7 separate regions of the Mus musculus genome follow, and regions 1, 2, 3, 4, 6 and 7 are each linked to region 5. Evidence: chromatin loops called from intact Hi-C (ENCODE). Cell type or tissue: heart. All regions are shown on one strand. Region 1 has its middle 43 kb from the start of Gm34428. Region 2 has its middle 44 kb from the start of Gm46842. Region 3 overlaps Gm42252 (a long non-coding RNA gene). Region 4 overlaps Rab2a (RAB2A, member RAS oncogene family). Region 5 has its middle 25 kb from the start of Gm50597. Region 6 has its middle 13 kb from the start of Gm42252. Region 7 overlaps Chd7 (chromodomain helicase DNA binding protein 7).

The links. Peaks named below come from ENCODE experiments on the same cell type or tissue, not always from the same donor. Only the 100,000 strongest peaks of a DNase experiment are listed, where the experiment ranks them.
Region 1: a loop joins it to region 5, with 2.3 times the contacts of the local background. A loop is called at or near these places in 3 of 42 quality-filtered maps.
Region 2: a loop joins it to region 5, with 2.3 times the contacts of the local background. A loop is called at or near these places in 3 of 42 quality-filtered maps.
Region 3: a loop joins it to region 5, with 13 times the contacts of the local background. A loop is called at or near these places in 19 of 42 quality-filtered maps.
Region 4: it touches region 5 in a loop (6-fold over the local background); 20 of 42 quality-filtered maps call a loop at or near these places.
Region 6: a loop joins it to region 5, with 7 times the contacts of the local background. A loop is called at or near these places in 3 of 42 quality-filtered maps.
Region 7: it touches region 5 in a loop (2.5-fold over the local background); 9 of 42 quality-filtered maps call a loop at or near these places.

Annotation. Positions count from the first base shown.
Region 1 is chr4:8,963,835-8,967,834 of GRCm38, forward strand. No RefSeq gene overlaps it. Among named protein-coding and RNA genes, the nearest start is that of Gm34428, 43 kb to the right of the region's middle. In heart, no CTCF peak of the experiment used is centred here; a DNase peak (open chromatin) is centred at 2,007.
Region 2 is chr4:8,952,396-8,956,395 of GRCm38, forward strand. No RefSeq gene overlaps it. Among named protein-coding and RNA genes, the nearest start is that of Gm46842, 44 kb to the left of the region's middle. In heart, no CTCF peak of the experiment used is centred here; a DNase peak (open chromatin) is centred at 2,256; H3K4me3 peaks cover 867 bases; H3K27ac peaks cover 2,213 bases.
Region 3 is chr4:8,378,528-8,382,527 of GRCm38, forward strand. All of the region lies in intron 1 of Gm42252 (a long non-coding RNA gene), which reads right to left. Among named protein-coding and RNA genes, the nearest start is that of Gm42252, 39 kb to the right of the region's middle. In heart, a CTCF peak has its summit at 2,334 (motif pointing right); no DNase peak of the experiment used is centred here.
Region 4 is chr4:8,599,493-8,603,492 of GRCm38, forward strand. All of the region lies in intron 6 of Rab2a (RAB2A, member RAS oncogene family), which reads left to right. Among named protein-coding and RNA genes, the nearest start is that of Gm42253, 43 kb to the right of the region's middle. In heart, no CTCF peak of the experiment used is centred here; no DNase peak of the experiment used is centred here.
Region 5 is chr4:9,094,964-9,098,963 of GRCm38, forward strand. No RefSeq gene overlaps it. Among named protein-coding and RNA genes, the nearest start is that of Gm50597, 25 kb to the right of the region's middle. In heart, no CTCF peak of the experiment used is centred here; DNase peaks (open chromatin) are centred at 858 and 2,258; H3K4me3 peaks cover 565 bases; H3K27ac peaks cover 655 bases.
Region 6 is chr4:8,430,454-8,434,453 of GRCm38, forward strand. No RefSeq gene overlaps it. Among named protein-coding and RNA genes, the nearest start is that of Gm42252, 13 kb to the left of the region's middle. In heart, a CTCF peak has its summit at 2,136 (motif pointing right); no DNase peak of the experiment used is centred here.
Region 7 is chr4:8,835,342-8,839,341 of GRCm38, forward strand. It overlaps Chd7 (chromodomain helicase DNA binding protein 7), which reads left to right. Exons shown (of 38, transcript NM_001277149.1): 16 at 3,210-3,420. Among named protein-coding and RNA genes, the nearest start is that of Gm46842, 74 kb to the right of the region's middle. In heart, a CTCF peak has its summit at 2,223; a DNase peak (open chromatin) is centred at 2,290; H3K27ac peaks cover 1,096 bases.

The DNA of each region.
Region 1 (4,000 bases), 130 kb before region 5:
CCAGGTCAAAGTACCTATGCATTATGTGTGTGTGTGTGTGTGTGTGTGTGTGTGTGTGTGTGTGTGTACATGACACGATACTTGGATAGAATAAGAGGATATCTTGCAAGAAGGAGTAGATTCTTTCTTTCCACATGACTTAGTTTCTTTTATATTGCTATGAAGAGACACCATGACCACGGCAATTCTTGTAAAAGGCAGCATTAAGTTAGGCTGACTTACAGGTCCAGAGGTTTACTCCATTGTCATCATGGCAGGAAGCATAGCAGCATGCAGGCAGACATGGTGCTGGAGAGGAGCTGAGAGTTCTATATCTGGATCTGAAGGCTGAAAGAAGAGAGAGAGAGGGAGTCACTGGCCATGGCTTGAGCATCAAAAGCCTTAAAGCCCAGCCCCCAGCGACACACTTCCTTCAACAAGGCTATCTCCCAATAGTGCCAGGTCTTATGAGACTAAGGGGGTCATTTTCATTCAAACCACCACACATCATGTGGGTCCCAGTGATCCAACTCTGGTCATCAGTCATGGTGACAAACACTTACCTACTGAGCCATCTTTCTGGCTTGATTCATTTTTTTTTCCTTTTTAGGGAGCATGATTTTCATTTGGTAGGAGTACTTATTGTGTCTTCTTTATGTTGAAAATCCAAAAGAATGTTTGTATTGTACCAGCTCATTGACACATGCGTGTAATACCATCACTCGGGAAGCTAAGGCACGATAATTTGAGCCTACATTTTTCCTATGTACACGTGTATGTACATATGTGTGCCTGTATGTGGGCACATGTGTGCTTGGATATATATGCACAGGGGTTCCTTTTGGAAGTCTATCTGAATTGTTCTCCCCTTTATTCACTAAGTTAGCTTTTCTCACTGAGCCTAAAGCTTGCTTGCTGATTGCTAGCTTGCTTCAGGGATCTATTTTGTCTCTGCCTTCTGAGCCCCAGGGTTAGAGGCTGACTGCTTTGCCATCCCAGTGTTTATTAGGTGCTGGGGGAGGGGGGAGGGCTTGCTTCACTTGCTGAGCTGTCTCCACAACCTTTAAGTCCAGAGATTTTATACTATCCTGGGTAACATTGGGAGACCCAGTATCTAAGTGCACACACACACACACACACACGCCACAGGCGTACCATACCATACACAAACACACATACACCACACACACACACACACACACACACACACACACACACACCACACCACACCTCATATACACACACACTCACCATATACCACACTATACCACACATATGTCTTCAATGTATATTCTTTCCTTTTCTGCATTAAATCTTTTAATACACCACCCACCCCCAGTTTGTGCTCTCTTTTCTTTTGGAAAGAGATTCAAATTTATTCACTTGAAAGCTTAGAGGGTCTTATCAGTGATTGTCTTAGCTTCTGTTTTCTCATGCCAAAGGGGAAATTCTACACTTGTATTAATTTGGCAGCTTTATTTTCCTCACATGGGGGTCTCTTCATCTGGGAGACAGATTTGCGGTCAGCTGTCCCATAGACCCATTCTCTTCCAGCTCGAGTCTGAGAAGGTCTTATCTTGCTGGTGGGTTTTCCTAACATCTCTTAAGTGGTTTTACTTATGTTGTATGTATAGATTTTAGCCTCGGTTGATGTAACCATTATGCGCCTTCCATTCAGCTTTTGGGACGTGGAGAAGAATGAAACACTCAAATCATCAGCTTTCGTTTTCATTGTTATTTTGTGTTTGGTTTAGGTTATCAGGCTTCCTAAGAAATGCTCCAGGAATGTGATCACGCCAGAGTGCAGTTTCTCTCCCCTGGCTAAGAGGAAGGCAGAGGTCTAAAGCAGGGACTCCACACCAGGACCCGAGAAGTGCTGGTGATAAAATGCCCGTGGCCAGGCCATACCCAAGAAGCTATGATCTGATTGGCCTGTGACCAGGCCTCACCCAAGAAGCTATAATCTGATTGGCCTGTGACCAGGCTTATCCAAGAAGCTATGATCTGATTGGCCTGTGACCAGGCTTATCCAAGAAGCTATGATCTGATTGGCCTGTGATAGCCCCCTCCCCCCGCCAGCTTTCACACAAGCTCTCCAGGTGGTTTGGTTCTCAGTGTGGATCTCGGGGTAGTGGTGCACATCTTGTTTCTGTGAATGCTTTTGGAATTGGGAAGAGAAGGGAAAAAGAAAATAGTAGGAGTAAAAAGGATGACGCCAGAAAGGAGGGGAAATGAAGAGGGCATTTCAGGAAGAGGACTTGGTGTCTTGAGTGGCACCGAGTCATCGTTCTTTAAAAGGTTCAGCGCCACAGTTTACCCTTATGTGTTAGCCATCGTCTAGATGCACTATTTATTTTCATTGTTGCTGTGACAACATTCCTGATAGCCACAATATAAAGAGGGGAGGGTTTGTTTTGACCCATCACACCAGGAAAAGTGAACAGCAACAGTGCGATTAGCTAGTAGCATCGCATCTGCAGATAGGATGCAGGGAGGTTGGTGCTTGGTTAGGTCTTTCTCTCGTCTGAGCGTCCAGCCCATAACCGGGTGTTGCCCACATTTATGAAGGGTCTTCCTTCTTCAACACCTTCATGGAGATATCCAGAGATATCCAGAGGTATTCTCTTAGGTGACTCTTACTCCAGTCAAGTTGACAACAAACACTAACCATCATGAGTTTATTCCTTCTCGACTTGATATCCAAGGACATCACTGTAAGTTGTAACATTGGCTGACTATAGTGATCCCAGCATCCTGGAGGCAAAACAGGCAGAACTCTGGGAGTTTGAGGTCAGCCTTGTCTATATAGGAAGTTCCAGGCTAGCTAAGGCTACATAGTGAGATCCTGCCTCAATATAAAAACAAAAATAAACTCTGTAACATTCCATGTCTATTCCTTCTGGGCTCATGTTCATTCATAATGCAAAATACTTTCAGTCCAACTTCAAAAGACTTCATAGTCTTAACAGCTTGCACTGTTTAAAGAGTCTAAAATCTTCTGATATTTGAGGTATTTTCCTAGTTGTGAATTCATATAAGTTACATACTTTCAGTATACAATGGCAGATATGAAACCTTCCATTACAAAAAGCAGGAATTGATGCACAGCAAGGAAAGACTGGGCCAAAAATAAGTCTGAAAACCAGGAGGGCAAACAACAAATCCCACAACTTCATCTCTAGCATCTAGGTCTCTTGGTGACATTATTTGTGTAGCCCCACATCTTTAATTCTGCTTCCTGTGTCACATATAACCTCTTTCTTGGGCTTACTTCACTCTGTTTCATGGCTTTCCTAAGCAGACATCTGGAAGTTTTGACATCTCCAATACCTGTGGGGTCTATAGTAACATAGGCTTCACCTTCCTAGCTTCATGTAGTGGCTTTTCAGAGCCTTCTTGCAGAGAGTCCAGAGCTGCCACATATTGTATCAGCCCTATTACCTTGGTATTGATGCGGAAGAAACTCAAAATAATAAAATTGATGTTATAGAAGATTTACTAATAGATTCTCTTAGGTGATATTAAGTTATGTAAGCAGAATTTAGCTAAAGTAGCTCTACTTCCCAAATACCTCAAAGATAACTAATATGCTAACCAGGCCTGTTAGAGACAAGGGAGTTAGGATGTTAGGATGCAAATGTTTATTCACTAGTATTGACCAACCCTTAGGCTCCATACCCCTGAAAGAACTTGACTCTTAACAGGCAGCTCAAGGGGATGTCACAGGGTCATAACCACCATTAGGTTCTAGTGTCCCATTAAGGTCCATGTGCTTGTCAGAAAATATGTAATTTTGCCAACTGGGTAAAATATCTCTGGGTGACAAGTATCCAAAAAATAACACTGGTGTACTTAAAATAATCCTAGCAGTATCTTTGCTGTCTAAATCTCTTCTGTGTCCAAGCAGCCAGGCGTGCAGTCTCCTGCTTCTGTTTAAGTTGTTCAAAGTATGACCTGGGGTTGTGACGGAAAGAGACTGAAGGATAACAGTGGTGGTGGGTTGTATAAGCTGAAAGAGTAT
Region 2 (4,000 bases), 140 kb before region 5:
CTGTGGGAATGCCTTTGATCTTGATGTACGGCGCATAGCTCTGGGAACAACACAACTGTGGTGTCACACTGTCTGCGTGCTTCATTACGTCGTATTGTTTTCTCTTTTAAATTTAATTAAACTGGGAGGCAGGAAGAATGCCATAATTTGGAAGCCTGGACTACTAGGTAAGACCGTTTTTCACTACCCTCCAAAATATGTCTTGCTATTTGGACATATGTATGATATTTGGACATATGTATGCATTTTGAAGTGGCCATTGTAATGAAGATAACTTAAACATTTGTTGTCTCTGACAGTATCGTGTGTGTGTGTGTGTGTGTGTGTGTGTGTGACAATGACAGAGAGCAGTCCCTGTTCCCAATGTTCATATTTATGCATCAATATTGATAGAGGTTCCTGCCCTGACCCCCCAGCAAGTGTGCTCCTCATGCCTGGTCTTTGGTGGAACTGGTGATCATCTTTGTGCAGTGCAATAAATAATACTTTTATTACCTGAGCTATCTACCCAGCTCTAGTGCTCACTTTTCTGTAGTACTGGTGAGTGAAGTCAGAGCCTCACACAGGCTGGAGAAGTCCTCCACCACTGAGTTACCCTCATGGCCGAGGGGGACACATTCAACCATAGCAAGCAAATGACTGCCCATGACCTGAAGCAAGCTCAGATTCTTTAGCGAGATTTGCAAAGTCTCACACATAGATACTCATCCATACTCACGTACCATTATGCATTGTGGGGTGCAGATGAAGTCCAAAGTAAGTGTGTATTATTGCCATGAGCAGAGCCATGGCCAATTTCTCAGTGCCTCAGGCAAGGCCTTCCCTGGGTCATTCTCAGAGGGATGGCAAGGCCTTCCTCTTGTGTGGAGTTGACACTGTGTGCATAAACTGTCACCCAGAGCTCCCTCCTCAGGGATGACTGCAACCTGAGACTGCTCTCCTACAGAGAGCTGCTAGCTAGTCTCCTCCAGGATTTCCGTGACCTCAGCTCTGTGTAATAAACTTGTGTTTCCAGGCTGCTGCTGGCGCTCCTCCATCGGAGCACGTGGCCCATACAACCCCAGCCTTTTTTGTATGCCAGTCATTTCCACATTCCCTGGTCACCTAAGTCATGCCAGTCCTACAGCAGATCGTGGTAGCGTATGTTGTTCCTTCCCGCCTTCTACTCTTCCTACCCTGTCTCTGTCTCCACAGCCACTTCAGTGGCTGGCAGGATGCAGAACTCCCAGTGGCCCCGAGGCGCTGTGTGCCTTGGCATCTGTTTAACTGTGACTGGGATACACAGCGTCTAGGCTGGGGGTCCTTGTGTGGTTCCAGTCGTCTTGATTCTTACCATATCTTTGGGCAAGCGATTTAACTTCTAAGAGGTTCTGTGCTGACCTGTGAAAATGGTTCACTGTGAAGTTACCTCACAGGCTGTTGGAGACAGCCTCCTGCACAGAGCCTCCAGCACCATGACTCTCACCCTCTATTCTTCGTTTCTGGAGATTCTAAGGGTGTCCTTCTTGTGCTGTCTGCCTTTGTACCTCGCTTCTTCCCATTCATGATACACACTAACTTCCTCTGTAATCCTTGCTGGTTGTCACCTACTGTGTGATCATGCCGCCAGTGTAGAGGCAGCTCAGTGTGTCCCATGACAGTCCTACCTCATAGCTTAAAAATGAGAGTTCTCAGGAAGAAAGGAAGGGAGGGAAGATGAAGCCTGAGGCAGAAGCAGAATGGAGCTAATCTGACTTGACCATGGAAAGGATGTTCCAATTGATCATGAAGGTGGTGGGACCCTGGCAGGCCGAAGCAGGATGGATCCCACTCTCGGAGGGCATTCTGTAGTTTCACAGACATTTGATTAGGGTCCCCTTCTGCTGATTGTTAAATGGATTTGTTTCCCTGTCACAGTTCTACCTTAAAGAATAGCAGAAGGCTAAGCTGCATTTCTGACCAGCAGCCCCACTGCTATCAGCACAGAACTATGAGGCCAGCCTGCCTGGTGCTGTGTTGGCTTAGAGCGCCCTTCTTTTAAGTGCTGGTATTTGTTTACCCAGAGTCCATTGCAAACCTGCACAGAGCAGCGAGTCCTCCTCCTGTGAGGAGCTCCTTCCTGCTGAGCTGGCTGACTCGGGACTTGGTGTGACGTGAGCTCAGGCAGAGATTTGGCTCCTCTTAAAGCATGGACAGGCTTCTGGAGTCCCAGGGCTCCCACTGCTCACAGCCAGAGGCAGAGCCCAGCTGTCTGCAACCCTCCGGGGACTCCAGTCTGTTTACTGAATGGTCATATGGTAATCTCTTCCAACTCATGAACGAGCTGCACCGTTCCCTCATCTGCAGACCAGTGACCTCACCCACCTAAAATGGAGCAAGTGTGACTCAGGAATGTAGCCAGCTAGACTCTCACTGGAGCCCAGGAGAAGCTGGGCGGGCTACTCACGGGCTCAGGGACTCGGCTGTACATTGTAATCAGTCCCTGAGCCTGGAGCAGCCCCCAGCCAAGGGGTGTGTTCTCTGTGGGGTGGAGCTGAGAGGTGCCTGTGTGGACACTCACACCTGCAAGTTGCTTGTCTCAGGTGGTGTGCATCACTTCTCATCCCTCAGAAGGGCCTCTGACTACAGGCTAGTGAAGCTGACCCCATGTCCTTAGCTAGTCACCCCCAAGATGATGACACCAGAAAGAGGATGGAGAAAACACCTTGCAGGGAGGTGAAAGGCATGTGATCTCATAACTGGAAGGTAGAAACATGACTAGGTATTGTTTTACTGTTTATCATTCCTTTTGAATTATATTTGCTTTCCCCTTCCAAAAATATTGCATGTGATGACTGGGAATATAAAATAAATTACCTTTGCTATAGGCTGCTGGGTTTATTAGCCTCTTTCAAGCTCTTGACAATGGAAAGGACAGTGTGACCTACAGTCGACTCCTTCCAAGGAGCTCTTGTTCTCTCCCCCCGCCCCCCTCTGTACAGGACCTCTGTTATTTGTGCATATAATGGCTTAACTCTTTGAGTTACCCAGAGCTCTTTATTCTTTCCCTAGTTTCTACTGAAATGTCAGTTATTTTTATTTTCTAGGGTTGGGGACTTGGCTCAGAAGCAGAGCATTTGGCTAGCTCGCTCAAGGTCTTGGCTTCCATTCCTAGTGTGGTGGAGAAAATCGAACAAACACATAAAGTAATTGAACTTTATCGAGGCATAACTAGCCATTAAATGCTGTGTCTATCTGTAGCATACAATGTGATGTCGTTCCCCCAGGCCCCCTTTTCTGTGCTTGTGGTTGAAACCATGGCTTCAAGAATACTGAGCAGGTATCCACTGTAAGTCACATTCGCAGCCACTCATCCCAGCTGAAAGTTTGCCCATGATTTACATTTCAGGCAGATGACCTATGTTATCCATGCTATGTACATTTGAAAGAGCAAACCTATGAGAAAACAAGGCCAGGGAGTAAGAGAGAGAGACAACATAAACGTTAAATAGCCCCAGAGGTCAATCGTGTATTTGGATAAGATCTTTATACCAAAAGGACTCGTGAGGGTGGAGCGAGGCAGGCCATTTTCAAGAGCAAATGTTAATAAACTCACGGTCATCCCCTTGACAAGTAGAGATCAATTGGCAATATGGAATCCTTCACTCCTGGTGTGTGTGTGTGTGTGTGTGTGTGTGTGTGTGTGTGTATGTGTGTGTTTGTTTAGAAAGTGAGTTTTAGGGTGCTATCTCTCTGAGAGTCTGGAGGGTTTGGGAGGCAAAGATGTCACTTTAATGGGCAAAAGAGCAAGGGTCATTATTTCCACCACCATGTTTGCTATGGACCCCTGGACACGCGCTTGACACATTCTTTCTTGTTAGCAGGCCTGGAGCAACAGTGGAGAATATCCAAACGTTTCTCTAAAATCTGGGCTCCAAGCACGTTTTCTCAAAGGCAGATCACTGCCCTTATGAGCAAATTCCTCCCGGCCTGTTCAGAGCCACCTCTGCTTCTGGCAAATGGTTTCTCAGAGCAAGGTAAG
Region 3 (4,000 bases), 720 kb before region 5:
CTTAGGTGACCCCTGTGAAAGGGTCACTTAACCCCACACAGGGGTCATAATCCATACGTTGCCACAGACTGAACATTGCTGAGTTAGAGACTATGTACGTACCCCTAGTACAGTGCTGGCCTTCCATGCACAAGCCCTGGGCTTCCTCCCAATGTACCCACAAAAGAGAGATCCATTTTGATCGTGAACATTTTTCAGACCATTTGGATTCCCTCCACAGGATACCACAGAATGTGAGGGAAAGATGTTTGTCTGGTCCAGGTGTACACACTCGGCCTTCCTTCCAGAAATCATTCTCATGTATCTCGTCTAGTTAAAGATATTGGATGCTGTTCAGACAAGCCATTCTTACATCTTCTAGGATGCTTAGCTACTTGCAGAGTGTGACCTTTCATGGAGTGAACATGCTCGGAGTCAATTCTGCGTGGGAAGTCGTCTTGCTATGCTCCCCAAACCTGCTAAATTCAAAGGAAGACTAGGTTCGTTTCCTAGGTAAAAGTGCCACAGACTGATGGCTTAAGCAACAGACTGTGGGGGGTTTATTCCAAACCTTGGCCGTTGGAAGTCAGAAATCCTAATGCCTGCAGCGTTAGGGTTTGTAAGCCTCTGTCCTTGGTGTGCAGGTGCATGCCTCTCTGTCTTCACCCATCCCTCTTGTTTCTGCATCTCTGTCTTCACCCATCCCTCTTGTTTCTGCATCCAAATTTCTTCTCCTTACAAGGACATCTGCTACACAGGTTTAGGGCCTATTGTAATAGTCTCATTTTCATTTAATTACCAGCTTAAAGACCTCTCTAAATACAGCCACAAATTCAGGCGACTCAGGGCTAGAACTACAACCTGTGAACCAGGGATGAGGATGGACAGTTCATCCCATAAACAGAAAAGGAGAGAGAAAATAAAGACACCATACAAATGAGTCTTCAATTCTAGGAGTGAACATTCCTTGGAAACCTGCTACTCACAGGTATCCAGTGACTAATTCCCAGTGCAGCCAGCCCCTCTCTCTCCATCAGCCTTCCCGGAAACTCGTCCACCGGTATTACCATCTAGACAAAGTTTCCATAAACTTCTTGGATTTGGCCAGCCAGCTATGGCTTCCCTACCCAGATAGCTCAGCGTGATCATCATGTCGGTTTAGCATTCAGCATGACCATCTTCAAGATGTACCCAGCATGGCCATCTTCCCTGTAACTCTCAGACTCAGCCATACAAGATATGAATGCATGATGTGCTGGCATCATTGCTGTCTTCAACACTCAGCCAATGTGTCTGAGCTACTTGGAAAGATCCATCCTCTTAACAGCTGATATGATTCTCATATTTTGTTTACTCCAAACATGGACTCTTGCCTTCAGGCCTCATAGAGAGCAGCATTCCAAGAACATATTAAAAATGTCTGACATAGTGTGCCCAGCAGACAAAGTGTTCCAGTGTACTGACAGAGGGTTGGGAGAGCCATAACTCACACATAAAGATCTGTGGCCTCTCCCAGACCACCCTGTCTCACGCTTCACTTCTGACTTGAAAGCCAGAGGCCTCTGACCTAAAGTTCAAATTGACTTGAAGAGACTTCAGGCTTCTATTTTGGTTTTCATGCAAGGAAATACAAATTTAAGATATACCAGAGCTGAAAGGATTCTCAGTGGACAAGAGTCCACATGCATGAAGACTTCGGTCTGGATCTTCCAGCACCCACATAAAAAGCCCTGAGCATCTCAGGCACCTGTAACGCAAGTGCCAGCTGGGAGAAGTGCCTTATGGCTTGCTCAAACCCAGCAAGCTCTAGGTTCCATGAGACACTCAGTCTTAAGAGACTAAAGAAGAAAAATAGAAGACATTAATGTCATCCTCTGGCCTCTACATGTTCATGCATGGATGCACTCATCTGTTCACACACACATACACACACACAAAGCTATATACATATATGTACACATGCATGTGCATACATGTGCCTGAAAATGTTGCATTATTTCCCCCTCTGATCTACATAAAAAGTAAAGTTTACTGGAATATAAAATAAATCCTGATTAAAAGTTAAGACATATTAAACAGAAACACTTTTAATCATTTACTGTCAAAAACAACTTAAAGTTATTGGATCTGTTATTTGTACTCTTCCTCACATATTTATGCTGGTTTCCAGATAAAATGGGGTGTGTCTCATGGTAAAAACATTTGTCTTAGGTCCCTAGAGACTATAGAGATCTATGACTTTACTGCACTGGATCTTTCCCTCCTGATTCTTGTAGTTTTAGATATCTGTCCTGAATGTAAGACTGTAAATATAGAATAAATTAGATGTAGGAAAACAAATGAGCACCAGGGGGCAGCATAGACCTGATCCTGCACTGGGTCTTGTACAGGTCCAAAGTGACTCTCTACTGAAGACATATCAGAATCTGAAAGTACTCAAGAGTCCCTACCCAGAAGCCCCCGGTAGCAAATTCGTGACCTTTCTATACGGTGCTGAATTCCAACTTTCTGGCTGAATCCTATCTGAATTCTTATTGGTGTGGGGAGTCACCCCAGATAACAGTGCAGAGAGAAGTAGCACTCATGACAAGATCTGAATTCAAGTTCCAAAGTCCCGGGTGTTTTTGCAGGGGCAGAAGGCAGAGAGACATGACTGCACAACATGGGGTCAGGGAGCCATCAGGACCCCAGCCTTGGTCAGGAGACAGCAAAGGGGAGATTAAACCTTAGGAAGCTCAAAAGAATGCAAGCTAACATGTTGCACCTTTTGTTAGGACTTCTCTCTCCAAAACTTCATGACTAGAAGAGAAGGACATTCGAGAGATCAGCAAATGAGACAAAGTAGCTGAGGCCTCGCTGGTACTTGCTTTGTAGCCTGGAACCCAGAAGTATGGAGTCACAGAGAACTTAGCCAGCCTCACTCTCTGTGGGACAGGTAGCCTCCTAGTTTATCAGGTACCCGTGTGATTTGTTCTGTCAAGCTGTAGGGTGAATGGAGCAAAGGAGTGTGGCTTGGGACTGAGCCTGGGGCAGCAGTGCTCACTCAGCTCCTGGCTGCCCCTGCGGTTCCCACACACCGGCTTGCATTCATCCCTGTGATTGATGCTCCTGGAGCAGCCTGGAAACTCTGCCTGTGAGCTAATTATTATGGGGGACTGACCTGCGTCCGCTGGTCAGGAGTGAGTAAGGCGAGGGGTAGGTGAGAGCTGGCTATTCACAAGAGGGCAGTCTTTGATGCGAACGAAGCGGAAAGTTTGGCCGAAACTCAACACCTCTCAGAAGTAGAGATTAGTCAAAAGGAAGAAAGGAGAAGGCATTGTGGAAGTCTTCAAGGAGGAGACAAAGATGCCTGTGTTTTGTATCGCTCAGCTGCCTCAAGAAAATGTCCATTGGTTTTCTTTCCACTCCTTTTTACATTTTAAGTGGAATCTAGTGAATGTGTCTTTTCAGAGTTCCCAATTCTGCCGTTTCCACTACACCTCATGCTGCCATGTTAATGAAGCGTCATCTTTCCAGAGAGTGTGGGAACAAAACCTATTTGATGACCTCTCAGAACAAACACTGAGTCCTCCAAATATTTCCCTGAATTAAACCCTCTACCCCACAGTCTATTTCCTTTTTAAAATGCCAGTTTGCCAACTACTTCAAACCAACAAACAGGGCTTTCCTTCACCCTCAAGCCAGAGGGCCCCTGTGGAGTCCCACACTCTATGGGAATTCCTGAGGAGCAGGCATGAAGGCAGCTACCCTCAGGGTTTAGTAGCAGCTCCGGTGCCCAGGATGCAGGACATCAGCCTTGTATCCTGCAGTCACAAGAATGAGCGTGTACAAAGACGTGGAATGACCTTGCAGATTATTCCAGCCCCTCAGGGCACAGATGAAAACAGAGCCTGGAATGGAAAGGCAAACAGGTGCCACATGGGGTGCTGCAGGCAGAACGGGAGACCCCAGAATCAAGGACAACTGGGCAAAAGCCATATTCCCCACCCCTGTCCTAAATGAACTGAATGGACATTTCTAG
Region 4 (4,000 bases), 500 kb before region 5:
GATTACAGAGCTAAGACAGAGCAGTGCACAGGAGCAGAACATACCACTTGCTGGCCATAGGGAGTTACCTGTGCTTCACAAACACGTGTCTGCCAGGACATTATTTTACAAAACTTAGGATGAACTACTTTGACATCAGTTTCTTAGAAAATTTTTGCCCTGGGGTAAAAAAAAAAAAAAAAAATGCCTTGTTGCTTGCTCCCTTCCTCTTAGTAAAGCCAAAAAAAGAATTTTCCCTCAAAGATATCTATATAAACTAAACCCAACATTTCAGCTAGGTACTATGGTATACTCTTGTAATCCCAGGGTCTGAAGCAAGGGTCTGAGGTCAGCTGGGGTTGTATCGTGAGACCTTGCCTCAAAAAACAAAACCAGAAACTGCATTAGATACTTTACATGTTGTTAGGAAACAAATACCTAACAAAAGGGAGGAAGGTTCCCAATTTAGGAATGCATTATAGTAAGGATGACAGAAGCTTGAGGCAGAGGCACATTGTGCTCACAGTGAGGAGGCAGGAAGATAGATGAATCACTGGCCCTCACTGAGAATCAGACCTGGGCTGTGTGTTAGAACTGTTCCTCCTATTCAGTCCAGAACAGTAGTCCATAAAATGCTGCTGCCAGCTGACGATGCGCTTCCCACCTCAGGTAACCTAATCTAGACAGTCGCTAACTGCTGTGCTCAGAGGCTTGTCCCCTAGGTAGCCCTAACGCTTGTCAAATTGACAGTATGAACTAGCACTTGACAAATATCTGTGAAGATTGATAAGAAATGAAGAGTGAAATTAGCATTTTTAAATATATATTTATTCTTATTTTGTATGTATGAGTGTTCTACATTTATGTATGTATGTATGTTCACCATGTGTGCTTCTGATACCTGTGGAAGTCAGAAGAAGAGATTGGATCCCCTGGAATCAGGAATTATAGACAGTTATGAGCTGCCATGTGGGTGCTGGTAATTAAACGTAGGTTCCCTGGCAAGGGCACCAAGTGCTTTTAACCATTGAGCCATGTCCATCAAAATTATTATTTTAACCCCAGCCAGTTTGTTAGTATATCCTTGAATATTTCTCATTACTGAAAAATTTTGAATCTTGAAAAGAGAGAACTTTTGTGTGGTTCCAGTACTTAGAAGTTTGTATGATCACCAATGAGTCTTAATAGTGCTGGTTAATATTCATTGTATTTGGAGAATCTTCATGCTAGCCAGTTCAAAATTGGTGTGCTGATGTCTGCGTGTGGCGTGCTGGATTTCACATTCCAAGGCATCGTTAAATCAGTCACTGGTCACCAATAGTATATAGTAAATGTTCATTTTGAAGTATCAAAAACTGCATTTATATCATATTTTCTATATTGTACTTAGGTAGAAAAAAATTTAATGTCCTCGGTGTTTAATCAGAAAATTAGAGTTAGAGGTGGCATTATTCAACAACTACTCCATTGAGAGACTGAATGATAATGAAAAATTTATAACCATTTATATATTTCAATTCAAAGAAAATTAATTTCATGCCTTCCAGATATAAAATACATCTCAAATGTGTTACAACTATGCTTTTTAAAGTGTGTAATAAAGTAGTAAATACTGCTTAGGGGATAAAATTAGTATAGTAACTTGGAAATTTCTACATAGCATAGCTTTCTTGTGCCTGGTTTAATATGATTTCTCAACAAGTTAGCCAAACAACAGTTTGTTTAACTGGATGAGTCTCTCTGTACTAGGTTACGATTAGCACTGCTTGTTTCTGTGAAGTCTAGCAATGTTAGCCCTCTCACACATAGTGCTCTATATCTATGAGACATGTAGTCTGTCTGGCATTGTGCTAGCATGCACATGCGGGTGCTCTACATATGTAGGACCTTACAGTTTGTCTGGCAATGTTAGCCCTCTCATAAATGGTGCCCTACATATATGGAACCTTGTAGTCTGTCTGAGAGAGATTGTGTTAGCTCCAATAGAGTTGCAGCCTCACAGAGTCTGTGTCTTTGAATTCAGTTAGCTAGGTTTCTGAAGCCATCATTGTAATTGACTTGTTAGCAATAAAGTTAAATTTTTACTTATTTATAAGGATAACTTCAGTTTTGAAGAATATGGACCAGTTCTTAGTTGGCTGAAAACCAGTTTCCCCTTCACCTTAATGCCAACACACATGAAAACCGTGCTTGCGTCCTAAGTGCCTTGTGACTCATCAGTGATTAATTATTCTCATTATTTTGTGGCAAATTCTCATGACCCTCTGCAATGAATTGATCGGCCACTTAGAATGTATGCATATTCATACCGCCGTGTCCCTGCCACAGTCGTTCCGATCTCCTTTGCTGACTGGGGTGTGCTTGGTACAGTAATTGAGCTGCCGTAGATTGATTGCTCTGGGGAGCTGTAAGGCCTTGAAGGTGAAAACGTAACAGTCCTGTTAATTGGAAGCAAAAGCTACGATAGCAACTTCAGCCGTCAAATGTTTCCAGTGTCTAAATGAGGAGAGGTAGGATTTCTACCTCTCTGTGAGCCCTTTACCACTTAAAGAGTCCATCAGATCTGTGCTGGTGGTTCGGAAGACCTCCTGGGAGTTTTCATAAAATACTACTTGAAGACGTCTTTCCTCATCACACTGGTTAATACTCTACTTCTCTCAAATCTGATAGTTTAGACCCTATCAGAGTTTGAGCACCCTCTGTAGCACTGATGATATTCACATAAAATACCTTAAATAGACTACATAAACATAGGATACTTGTGAATAATTTACAGGCGTAATTTGATGAGTAGTTTCTCATACTCGTCCCAATTTTCTTCAGTGTAGTAGTGCACTGTGTAGCCCAGGGCAGAACTCTTCAATGTGAACAGTGTCCCTTTATCATCCAAACCCTGAGTCTCTTCTTCTTAGTGTTATAGATGTATTGAGAGAGTGGATGTGAGAGAGCGAGCACACATGAGTTATGTGTGCGTGCATTGCACTTTCTGCCACTGTGCTGCACACATAGATCCCAGCTGCTGCCTCGCCTTCTGTCTCACTGTAGGAATGCTGCCATTGCTAGACATGGGCCACTATATCTGGCTTTTGAAATGTGTTCCCAGGATTGAATTTGAGTCTTTGGGATTTTATAATAAACACTTTAACCTGCTGAGCCATCTCCTGGCCTGACTGTGACTCTGTCTTTCAGACTGCATATTAAGTATGGCAAAAGCAGTCCCATGTAGAACATTGTCCTCTGAAATCAGCTAGCGCAAACATGTTGGCGTGTGTAAAGTCTCTAGTTAAATGGGTTCTCCTGCACACATTTCTTAAGACATTCTTTCCCCTCCTTGGTGATAATTTGCTTTGGAGATAGAATTCACTTACCATAAAAGCTACACTTTTCATTGTACATTTAGTTAAATTTAATTATCTACAGAATTGCACAGCTATCACCACAGTGTAATAATTCAAGAACATTTCTGAGACCCCCACAAAGAAATGCTAGTGGACATTCACTCTCCTTCCCCCTCCTAACCTGCAGTAACTAATGCTGGCTTCTCTGCCTGTGACTTTGAGTGTTCTGACATTACATATAAGTGGGATTGAATTATATGTGATGTATATGAGCACACTGTAGCTGTCTTCAGACACACCACAAGAGGGCACTGGATTCCATTATAGATGGTTGTGAGCCACCATGTGGTTGCTGGGAATTGAACTCAGGACCTTCAGAAGAGCAGCCAGTGCCCTTAACTGCTTAGCTGTCTCTCCAGCCCCAAATATATATGTCTCATATGTCTCTCCAGCCCAAGTTATATATGTCTCGTATGTTCTGTGCGTGTTTGTCAGGGGTCAACCACAGTATAAAGGGTGAAGACTAAACCTTCATCCTTTCAATGGCTAAATGTTCCAGCAGAAGCCCACTTTTTAGTTTTCACTCACTAGCAGGAATACTTCATGTTGTTTTGTATTTTGGCTATTATAAATAGTGTTTGTGACTCAAATGAAGTTTGGCACGAATCCTTGCGTCCTCAGGT
Region 5 (4,000 bases):
TGTTAGGAGGACCTGCATCCTGAGGATCTTCTTGCTTTCTTCTGAACCCAAGTTTGATTTGAGTTCATGAAGTCAGGCCTGTGAATGAACCCTTTCTACTGGACTCTCTTGTGGCCTCTCTCCACAAGTGTTGATTCTGAGCATGGGAGGTAGGGCAAGGGCTGGGCATGCTGGTTTAAATCCCTCTTCTTGTCCCCTCACCAGCCCCATCCCTGCCATACTAGAGTGGCTCTGATCTACAGGTATGTCCCTGTAGCTATTACCTTGTTGGTAAGGGTGACAAAGACTTTGTGTAGTCTCCTTCAGTTGTACACAGGAATATGTGCATTAAAATAATTTTTGATAAGTTTATGTATATTATGTTTGTTCACATACATATGTGTAGATGCAAACATATATAACATCATATATGTTTGTTCACATGTTTGTGTGTGTGTGAGTGCACAGACATACGCTTGCACGAGTGCACACACACACACACACACACACACACACACACACACACACACACAGCATTGTGTAAAGAGGTTGTGTAATATGCATGCTGAGTTACATCCCTCATCAGCATTATGTGCTGATGCTTTCACATCAGACCGGCTGTATTGGAAGACATGATCCTTGATGCCAAAATGAAGCCATATGGGAGAATTGTACATGGACACCTGTCCTTACAGGAAAAGATTAGGACACAGACACGCACAGCAGGAAGACTAAAAAAATGCAAGGAGACAGAGAGATCTGTCTGCGAGCCAAGGAGTGAGCTCTTACAAAAATCAAAAACAACATACAAAACAAAACCAGCTCTTGCGACAGCTGGATCTTGATTCAGGCATCCAGAATTGTGAGTTCAGAAATGTCTCTTATGTAAGCTACCAGCTGTAGTACTTTGTCATGGCAGCTGAGCAAACAAATAGGAGAGTCTCCTGAAGCTGCACTGAAGTGGGGAAGCCCAACTATGCAAGCCCCATTGCTGTTCTTAACTACTGTCGGTAATTCGAGTAAGCCTTAGCTTGTATATTGAGAGCGCTCCGCTCCTGTTGAAGGTTTCTCCTGCTGGCCTTGTTTGTATTTACTGACAAGCTCTGACGTTGGTCCCTTTCAGAACTCCTTCATGTGCTCTTGACTACTCTTGTTATTTTTCAGGTGAGCTATGGAGTTTTTAAAGCTTACTCTTTCCTTTTCTTAATTAAAGAAAACAACAACAACAACAACAACAACAACAACAACAACAACAACAGTACTAGTACCTATGCAAAACAGATTTTGGTTTTTAGACACAGAAGGAAGGTTTCAGGAAGCCAAACAAACAATAAGATTTGGAAACTCCCCAATGAGTGCGGGTTTCTGACCCCAGGGCAGTGACCAGCACCCTCATCAGAGAAGTAGAACAATTCCCAAAGGGACATCATCAGGTCTCAGCCCTGGGCCAGCACAGTGTGGATGGCCCTGGTGAGAGGCCAGTCCAGAGACTGCACTTTCTCTTCCTAACTGGAAGCACAGGCTAGAAACCTGCTGATCCAGAGAGGGTGTGGGCAGCCCTGACTTGACTGTGCTCCAGGTAAGCTAGGTGCCTGGCTGGTTGACCCTGATCTACTGGTTGGGAATGTCTGCCCTAGAGGATCTTTCACAACTTCATAGACTGCTTTCTTAAGGACAGAATCAAGTGGCAATTGGATGTTCATCTACAACGAGGCTTCCTATCAATAAATTATAGTGGCTCCCCTGCACAGAGACCTGATTGCTTGGCCTCTATAGGCATACTTGGCCTATGAGGATTTTTTTTGTAAGTCTTTTTCCTAGTCTATAATAATATGCAGTATTAGCATCGTGCCCTGATTTTTAGCTGTAAACACAGTACATAACTTTTTAAAATTTTTTACTGGATACAGTTAGCGGCCTTGTCCATCTTTAAATCTTTAAAAACTACCTGGAAATGAAAAACAGAACAGTCATAACCAGCCTATGTTGCTTTAACGTAGCTTTCAAGGCAGAAGGGGAAAAAGATTGCATATCCGAGGAGGTAAGGGAACGTGATAGGCTGGCAATTCTGAGCCAGCTATGACCTTGAGTGTGATCAATAGGCTGCTTCCTCTTTGTCAGGCAGAGCTGAATTCCAACTATTTTTCCCCAGCAGAGGCATTCATTTAATGATATTAAAATCTTCATTGATTATGCTCCATAGTTTGAAAATTGAAGCGGACCAAGTCAAACTCACTCAACCCAGTCGTCCTCCAGGCGCCATTGAAAGGAGACGTGGACGCGCAGCTATAACTAAATGCTGCCACCTAGAGGACAGAGTCGGTATAGCACCACGCCTGCAGTTGGTATTCTCCGGACTTCAGGAGCCCAGTCTCTGCTGTGTTTTCCTTTGGACTGTTCTCCCCGTGACTCAGATCGGAATACAAAGTGGAAGTTTTTGTATCCTCTAGGGAAATTATTCTTTATAACGATCGTTTAAATTCTCCCAAGATGAGTGTCCAAGGAGAGATAGACACTTGGAAGAGGAGCCCGGAGAGGAGTTGCCTCACATGCAGCTTCTGAAGCGATGATGTGAAGGTCTACATGAGTCTTTGGTATTATCTCCTCCTCACAGCAGAATATGAGTCCGCAGTGTTTCTCCCTGTAAAAGGCCGACAGTTCAAACCCCACACAGACGCCTGGGAAGCTGGTGAACAGTCCATTTCCTCGCCGGCTAGTGCTGTTAGAAGTGGGCTTGTCTTGGGAGAAATTCCAGTTTCAAGCCATCCTAGTCACACAAGGAAAGCCTGTCCCAATGCAAACAACAAAAAGAGAAGGCCTTTCTATTGGCTTAAAGCTAATCCCCGACTCCCAGCCCCTGCGCGCCTTCAAAGCACAGTGCTGCTCGTCTCTGAGGTTGACTGTGGTTCTCAGATTGGCCATCCAGGTTGCTGCTTCCTTTGCCTCCTCACAGAGGCTCCTCCATTTACACAGACGAAGTGCTCCTAAGCTACCGAAAAAAAGCTATGTATTGGGTCATCAGGTAGAAGCACACCGAGGGAGGTGGGCATGTTAGGCGCACCACAACCCAAGACTTTCCCTCTCTGGCGCTAGCCTGGTGACACAGGCTGCGGCTGTTACACTATGGAGAAACTCCGGGACCTGTGTCTTGTGCATGTCTGTAGAGTGGCACGAACACAGGCTGCTTTCTGCCAGGGAAGAAAGAGCTCTCTGTCTGGCCGAGTGTGGCGCAGGCAGGGCCGTGTATCTCTTTTGGGTTTTTTGTTTGTTTGTTTGTTTTTGTTTTGTTTTGTTTTGTTTTTGTTTGGTTTTGGTGTTCTGTCCATCTTGTTTGGGAAGCCCTCATCTGCGTCACTGAATTCAATCCCCTCTTCTGTTTTTGATTAAACTGCGTTGGGTGGAGACTAACCTGGGGTCATTTATGTCCTTCTGATGCTAATTTGCACAACCGATATTTTCTTTTACACTCTGTAGTTTAAGAGGTTTTCCTTTTCTAAATGAAATGTAGGGTTTCACAATCACATGGGGGACCAGACCGATGGAAGTGGTTCTGCTTGATGCCTTTAAAATTGTACAGAAACGTAAAGGAATTCACTGGGTGCGTGCGTGAGCATCCATTGCCATTTGATTAACATATCTCAAGGGTCAGGGCAGTAGGCATCGGCTCAGGGTGACAGTGGTAATATAAGTTGCCCCACACTGTCTTGGGGGGCTCTGCTCATGGGACATGAAACATGACAGTTAGTTTAGTAGAATCACACAATGGGGTGAAAACTCCCAGGGGCTTGCACATTGGGTCTATTCTAAGCCTGGGTTCTCTTGTGATGGCTTTGGGGGTAACTCAAACCAACCTTCCTACAGAGCTTTAATTATGCATAATCACCAGCAAGCTTTGTTCTGGGCTATCACTTTCATCTGAAGCTCAAAGAGCTCAAACATCATTACCTCATTAAACCTTGCAACACCCCTGCGAGGTGAGGCGATTAACCCATTTTCCAGACGGGGACATAGAGGCACAGAA
Region 6 (4,000 bases), 660 kb before region 5:
GTGCTTCTTCATATACAGCCAGTGCGTGGTAAATTGAATTGTCATAAGTAAACTATGATCCAATGGCATTCCACTGCACTGCTGGTGTGACATGAAGTGGCTTGCACAACAAGATCCCTCCTACCACACAAGAAAATGAGAACATATCCCTATACATAGGGTATGGTGAACTGTTGTAGATGTCAGGTTTGCTAGCATACATGGCTCTCCCACATCATAACAACAGACACTGAGTAAGATCAACAAACATTTCTTGCTGTCCAAGAGTAATGAATCATTCTAGGCTGATTACACAGATGAAAATTATAGGATAGCTACCATCAAAAGACAAAATCACAGCAATTTACCATACAGATCTTAATTGGTGTTATTTGGCATTCAAGAAGCAGGCAATACTTTGTCCCATAAAATAAATGTTCTAATGAGCTGAGAGGAGGAGGTTGGTTTCATAGACAGACACAAGCTGAGGAAAGCAGAAACATAACAAAAGAGAATTTGACACTTCAACTTCCTTTCCTTGTAAGGTGGGAGTGTGGAGATTGACAGTCGCCTTGGCTACCATTTAGCCCCTCCCCTGCCCCGCAGCTTTTTGTGGATGAAGATGAAACAGAGGCTTGTGGACATTTAGCATGGCCTCTCTCCTGACCTCTCAGAAGGTTGCTCAGGTGGCAGCTTAGCTTCAGAGTGCTGACTTGGCACTTCAACTGCACTGACTGACTTTGGTTTCAGTTCTGCTCTGGCAGAGTGCAGAAGCATCTATTTCATAAATCTCTACATCTAACTTGCTCCCAGTCAGGCTAGGAAGACAGCACATTAAAGTGAAACTTGAGATTTTATAATGAAAGCACAAGGTTTGATTTTTTTTTTAAATTGTTACTATGGAATCAGGCATATTCAGCAAGATTAGGAAGAGAGTCCACTCTGGTGTCACTTGGCTGCAGACCCACCCCACTTTCTGAAGCAAGTAGCGGGTCTCAGAGATGCAGCATGAGTTCACTCGGTGATTACCTGAGTGAATCAAAACAAATCATTTGAGCTAGTATCACTACATACCTAAAGCTAGCCTCAAACTTGAAGTCCTCCTGCTTCTGCCCCCTGAATTTCAGGATTATAAGCATGTGATTTGGATATGAATGAAATCTTTGAAAGCAACTTGAATATATACATATATCCAAAACACAAGTAGCAAAAACATGTAATTAAAATGTGGCAACATGGTCTGAGTTAGAATCTGATTCATCTTTCCCCACTGGAGAGTATCAAGGCTCTTGGGTAGGTATGGCCTAGACTAATGTGTGCAGCTGTGGTTACAGAGGCCTAGGCTGATGTGTGCAGCTGTGGGTTACAGAGCCCTACGCTGATGCATGCATATGTCCTCCTTTCACATCATGTTCTTCCATCCTGTAACTCACAACTGAGTTGTGTACTACATCACCATTTCTGCACTTTTAACTGTCCAAATTTACACTGTGCAACAGATACCAGACCTAAAACTTCTCTCAAATAAGACTTTAAAGAGGCTCTTATACCTGTGGGTATCTCAGAAATGTTTTATGTAATCGAGATAAGAGATTGTATCAGGTACTATACTTTTAAAATACGAAATTAAGTATTTTCAGGTTTGAAATAGCCTAAGAGGCTGTTCCGTATATGCAAAACTGGTTCCATGTGGCCGTGTTATGTACTCTAAAGTTGGAGAATAAGAGATTCAAGGACAGGCTTGGCCCAGAGACTAAGTTTAGTAACAAGAAAAAATATTTGTATATATTTCATATAAAATAGTATATATAAATATTTTATATTCATAAATTGCATGTGACATATGAAAAATAAAATTTCATATATATATATATATATATATATATGTGTGTGTGTGTGTGTGTGTGTGTGTGTGTGTGTATGCAGAGTACCAGTCTGCTAGCCTTACATTCTGCCTCAGATGAAGATTAGAGATGAAGGTGAGAAAGGATGCCATTCTAACGAAACCAGAAAACAGCCACAAATAAATAAAACCCACATAGTCTTTCTTTATGCTAAGTAAAAAATAACCAAATTGTAAGGTAGGATGGCCTTTCCTCCAGGAGCAAAGACCACACATGCTTTTGTTCTAGGGGACCAAGCCTGTATGCACATGGGAGGCAGCCAGCAGAGGGAGCTGCTGAGAGAACTCAGAATGTGTGGCAATCTCTGATGCCATGAATCAGGAAAAGCCAAATTCAAATAATCTTTCTAGCTTCTGGATTCTTTTACACTGTCCCCAGAGCGAGTAATTGTTTGGATGACAAAGCAAAGCAAAAATAAATGCTGTAGCCTAAAATACCTATATTCCAATCTCTCCATGTAATTCTGAATATACTCTTCAAAATAGCAGAAACCACAGATAAACAAAACCTGGGCAACAGAGTGGTATTAGTTAATCTTGCACTGTAGAGATCAATTTCTTGACAAAAAACAATTGTTTGGAGGGAAGATTTGTTTCAGTTTACAGTTTCAGAGATGTCAGTCCATAGCAGAGGGGAGGGAATGTCAGAATACAACAGGTCATGGTGTGGCAGCCAGAAAGCAGATCAAATGAGTGAAGAAGGACCAAAGGGCAAGATACCACCAAACACCTATCCCAGTGGCACACTTCCTCCACTGGGTCTCACTTCCTAAAGTGTCCATGACCTGCCACAGTAGCCAAACTGCAGATGGTCAGATACTGACACAGACTAGTCTTTGATAGACATTTCATACTCAGACCATGACAGTGGCTAAACATCCTCACTAAATTCCCAATTCCATAATAGAGATCACACTGAATCTAAAGGGGAAAAGAAGCTTTCTGGATCATCTATATTTTCCCTTACTGTCTTGTGGAACATGATACCTGGTACACAGGAGTTACTGAGACGTGCTGGAAAACACAAGCCAGCATCAAGGGCAAATGCAGGAAGCAGAAGCAGGCCCACAGTGAGAAGTTTTGGAGTGAATGCACACAACTTTAAAATAACTGTTTTAAATGTGTTGAAGAATCAAAAGTAAATCACAGACAACATAAGGCGAGTTTTAATTATTTTTTAAGAGGCTGAGTAATGGGTGTGCACACATGGAAGTCAGAAAAAAATTTGCCAGAGTCACTTCTTTCCTTCTATCCTGTGGGTTTGGAAGATCAATGTGAAGTCACCAACTTAGGCAGCAACATCCTTACTTGGTAGACCATCTCACTAGCCCAAAACTCATGAACTCACCAAGTATACCTGCAAGGTGCCCAAGTTTCTCTGAAAGATACCTTCTCTCTGAAGTTGTAGAGGTCACCAGCCACCTAGTCATTCAGTCTTAAGGACTCTCCCAAAGGTTCCAGCCATGCAATGTGGCTAAAAATCCTTAGGACCTCTGGAGAAATGATTGCCTATCTTCATGAACATCTCTCTGCAGAGGGAATGCCCAGCTTTCATTTGACTCCTGTACTGGCTAGTTTTGTGTCAACTTGACACAGCTGGAGTTATCACAGAGAAAGGAGCTTCAGTTGAGGAAATGCCTCCATGAGATCCAACTGTAAGGCATTTTCTCAATTAGTGATCAAGGGGGAAAGGCCCCTTGTGGGTGGTGCCATCTCTGGGCTGGTAGTCTTGGGTTCTATTAGAGAGCAGGCTGAGTAAGCCAGGAGAGGCAGGCTAGTAAAGAACATCCCTCCATGGCCTCTGCATCAGCTCCTGCTCCCTGCCCTGCTTGAGTTCCAGTCCTGACTTCCTTTGGTGATGAACAGCAGCATGGAAGTGTAAGCCAAATAAACCCTTTCCTCTCCAACTTGCTTCTTAGTCATGATGTTTGTGCAGGAATAGAAACCCTGACTAAGGCAACTCCCATAAACTCTGAAACTCAAAACAGATTCTGCTAATTGAACTCCAGTCAATGTGAACAGGACTTCTCAGTCCTTACCTTAACAGCAAGCAGTTTCTAGCATCAGTGACCAAAAACAAAACAAAACAAAACAAAAAAACAAAACAAAAAAAAACTT
Region 7 (4,000 bases), 260 kb before region 5:
CTCCTGTTTTTAAGTAGTGTTTCAGTAGTGTTTGTTTTCTAAGAGAGCACCATGTCTGATAGTTGCCCGTCCACTGTGCTAGCTAACCACACAGTATTTATGAGCCCATATGGTGTCCACTAGCCTGTGGCTGAGTTGGGACTCAGGGAAAGTACTCGTGTATGAGGAGGACACACCTGACTATGCGCGCATACTTTTATTTCATAGCTTATAGAGAGAAAATAGATAACAGCAACCCCCAGCAGGAAAGAGGAGAAAAAGAGATTACATAAAGGACTCATGGTGCTGACGAGGCCTGTGTCACAGACGCTCAGTCCCATGACAAGGAGGACTGCTCTGAGCTTCCATGTCCTTCCTGCTCACTCTGGTTAATTGTATGCAGAGAGCATTGCCAAGGCTCCCCCCACCTCCAAAACATAGCAGGGGCCCTTTTCTGTATCTGATTTGTCTCTGGAGTCCCCTGTATAGATAGCTCTTCTTCTAGAGCCCCTTAGGACTCCTTGAGGTATTTGTCCTAATTGTCATGCCTTGAGGTGAGCTCTCTTGTCCTAAGAATAAATAACACAGTGACTGTTAGGGAGGGGTTCTTGTACCCATTTTTTTGGAAAGTTAAAAAAAAAAAAAAAAAAAAAAAAAACATGTACGTTAGGCTCCTAGCTCCAGAGACAGTGAGACAGTGTATCTCATGGACATCTCAGGGATTGGTCCAGGGCCCCACTGCACACTCTTATCCAGGCTTATCCAGGATCTGTAACTGAGCTCTCATGGAGTTATGGCTGTGTCCAAGTGGCACCCGCAAGAAAGTTTAATCATCCGTAGTAAGCTGTTATGAACTAGTCGTAAGAGAGGAAAGTGCACCAACTGGCCTAAACTTCTATTCTACAGAGCATGTCTTTGGAAAAGTAGGAGCAAATCTGTACATTGGTGGGAGTGGTAAGATAAGCTTAGTGGGAGAGAACTCTGGATGGTGGGAGTACATGCCATAAAGATGCATGTGGTTGAAGAGTGTCTGCATATGGTAGCCAGAGTCCCCGGCAAGTAGCAGCTCTCTGTGGAAGGAGGAAAGCTCTACTCTTCTTTCCAGTTGCCTTTGCTCTGCATACAAGATGAATGCACTACCAGCTGCACTTTAACTAAGTAGTTGAGTTTATCATAACCCATATCCAGTTGATGTTTTCAAATCTAACCTCAAAGGAAATCTTTAATTGCTAATTTTTAAATTTTGTCTTGTGATACATGGGGCAGAAATTGCAACTGTCTCCAGATGTTTGACCCCGGTGTTCACGTCCCATCCCATGACTCACAACTGCTTATAACGCTGTCTTGGGAGGACCTGATCCCTCTGGCTCTGCAGGCATCCACTCTCGAATGCACACATGCACACGTATGCACACACTTTAAATTCTAAAAGTTAAAGGAAAGAAATTATCAGTGGCATCAAAAAGGCAGGAGTGTTGTTTTGCTGCTTCTTAATAAATTTAAAATTTTATAATGTGAGTTTAGATTTCTCTTTGAATTATTTATGTTTCAATTTTTCACTAAAATAATTCCAGCCTGCCTGACATTTGCTTTCTCAAAGTGAAAGTCTCATTTTTAAAAGACAATTCCTTGATCATTAAGTGGTTTTAAACTATATTACACTTCATTTTTATCCCGGGTTGTATGCCTCATAGACAAAGAATACCCAAATATCATAGGGTTAAATTATTCATTTCTAAATCGTAAGCATCTTATGAGCATTATACAAAAGAGTAAAACTTACTAAAAGATATAATGTGATAATTCACTGTGAGTCTCTGTGTGAGCCCAGGAGAGCTTTCTGAACCTAGTGCCTGCCAGGTCTCCAGACCGCAGGCCTGGGGACACCATCACCTTTAGTCAGGGACACTGTGGCTTCTGTCCTTAACATGGCATCTCCTCCTTATCTTTCCTTGGTCTGTTTCCACACTTACAGAACTAATCTGAATCTCAGCTTTTTGTTCTTGTGGAAGGCGACTAAGGGTCAGGCCCTTCCGAGAGAGTTGGCATTTTCTGCCCGGTTCACTTTGTGAAAAGGTCGTGCACCTGTGGAAGGCCTGGCATTCGCTCCAAACATCAAGTGGCTTTAATCTGCCCTTGATGATTCTTAACTCATCTAGTGTTCTCTGTATGACCCCATGGGGACAGCCTCAACACCACCTTAAATGGAAGCAAGACTGTCCTTCACTGGCATTGTGTTGCCTGTGGAGGTGCCATAAGCCGTTACAGTGGCCTTCCTGACCCAACCCGACCTTCAGACGCCTTTGGGAGATTTCTGTAACCCACATCGGTACGTCACATACAGTGGGAGGAAGTTCCTGGCACAGTATAATGGCAGGAAGTGAGTGCTTGGGGTTAAACTTGGTGTGCTTTCGTTCTCAAAAGCATCTATGATAGGAGAAGAGTGTGAAACCCAGCCCTGTGTACTGGGGGCCCAGAGGCCAAGGAGGGGGCCAGATCACCTCTGCTTCACTCCAGCCAAAGGACTGGAGCATTGAGAGAAGCCTACCTGCCGCTGCCTGAACCCACAGCACGATGGAGGCCGTAGCTGTGAGCCTTCCTCCTCGGGGACATGTCCTTCCACTGAGTGCTCTACCGCACTCTGTGAGCCTTCCTCCTCGGGGACATGTCCTTCCACTGAGTGCTCTACCGCACTCAAACTTCTGCACAGTGTAGAACATCGAGAAAGGGGACTTAGCCAGGAAGCCATAGGTTGCCTTGGTTTTCATCTTTGGAGGGTTTGGGCATTGCTGTTTTTGTTTTACTCAGCTGACACCCCCTTCGCCTGTAGTTCAGGCTCTAGCTTTTCTGTAGGTATTTGGCCCTTGGCTTGTTTTCGACACCTATGGCCTAACAGTCTGTTGTTGAAATCTGGGTGTGTTTTGTTTGGTTGGTTTTGGTTTGGTTTTGTTTTGTTTTGTTTTTTAATATAGTCAGCAAACATTTGGTGGCTGGAAAATGTGGATCTCTCTCCAAACTGCCTCAGTATATGGAACTTAAAACTTTGGTCCCTTTTTAGGCCTGTGGTTATGTGTGGATCTAACTTGGAGTAAGCAGGTGGCTTCCTGCTCTTACATGTGAATGGGATATTCTGATTTTGCCAGTTTGCTGTGGGTTTTGAAAGCAAATCCATTGTTTTTAGTAATAAAAACCTCTTACAGTATTCACGTCATGCCATCCAATCTCTGCAGGTGCTGAAGAGAAAATTTTGGAAGAGTTTAAAGAAACACACAATGCAGAGTCTCCAGATTTTCAGCTCCAGGCAATGATCCAGGCTGCTGGCAAGCTGGTGCTGATTGACAAGCTGCTGCCAAAGCTGAAGGCTGGTGGCCACAGGGTGCTTATCTTCTCCCAGATGGTGCGCTGCTTGGACATCCTGGAAGACTATCTCATCCAGAGACGGTGAGGCCACTGCATAGAAACAACAGAGAGAGAGGGCAGGATGCGGTGTGAGTCACCTAGAAGTGACATTTACAGTAGAGGTGGCAGAGTGGGAACAATATATCACACACCCCCCCCTTTCAAAGCCACAGTTATATATAAGGGCATCTTACATGAGAGCAGGGGGCACTGTGTACTTTTTTTTTTTTTCTGAGACAGGGTTTCTCTGTGTAGCCCCTGGCTGTCCTGGAACTCATTCTGTAGACTAGGCTGCTCTTGAGCTCACAGAGATCCACTTGTCTCTGCTTCCTTAGTGCTGGGATTAAAGGCGTTTATCACCACCGCCAGGTATATGTAGGTTTCTTTGTTTGTTTGTTTTATGCTGCATACTTTTGTGAGCAGTTTTTCTTCATTTCGTTCAACTTGGGGAGAAGAGTTCTTACTTAAAATTAAAATGTATTTTATCAGCTGTTTTTAGAGTTTAGCTGTTTCCTTGAGGAAGTAAAACAAAACTTTAAATCTTGAGTGTTCTGGCAGTTGTATGGAAAACACTCCTGATTTGAAGTATTTATGCTAAATCCTTCTATTATGTGAGTGCATA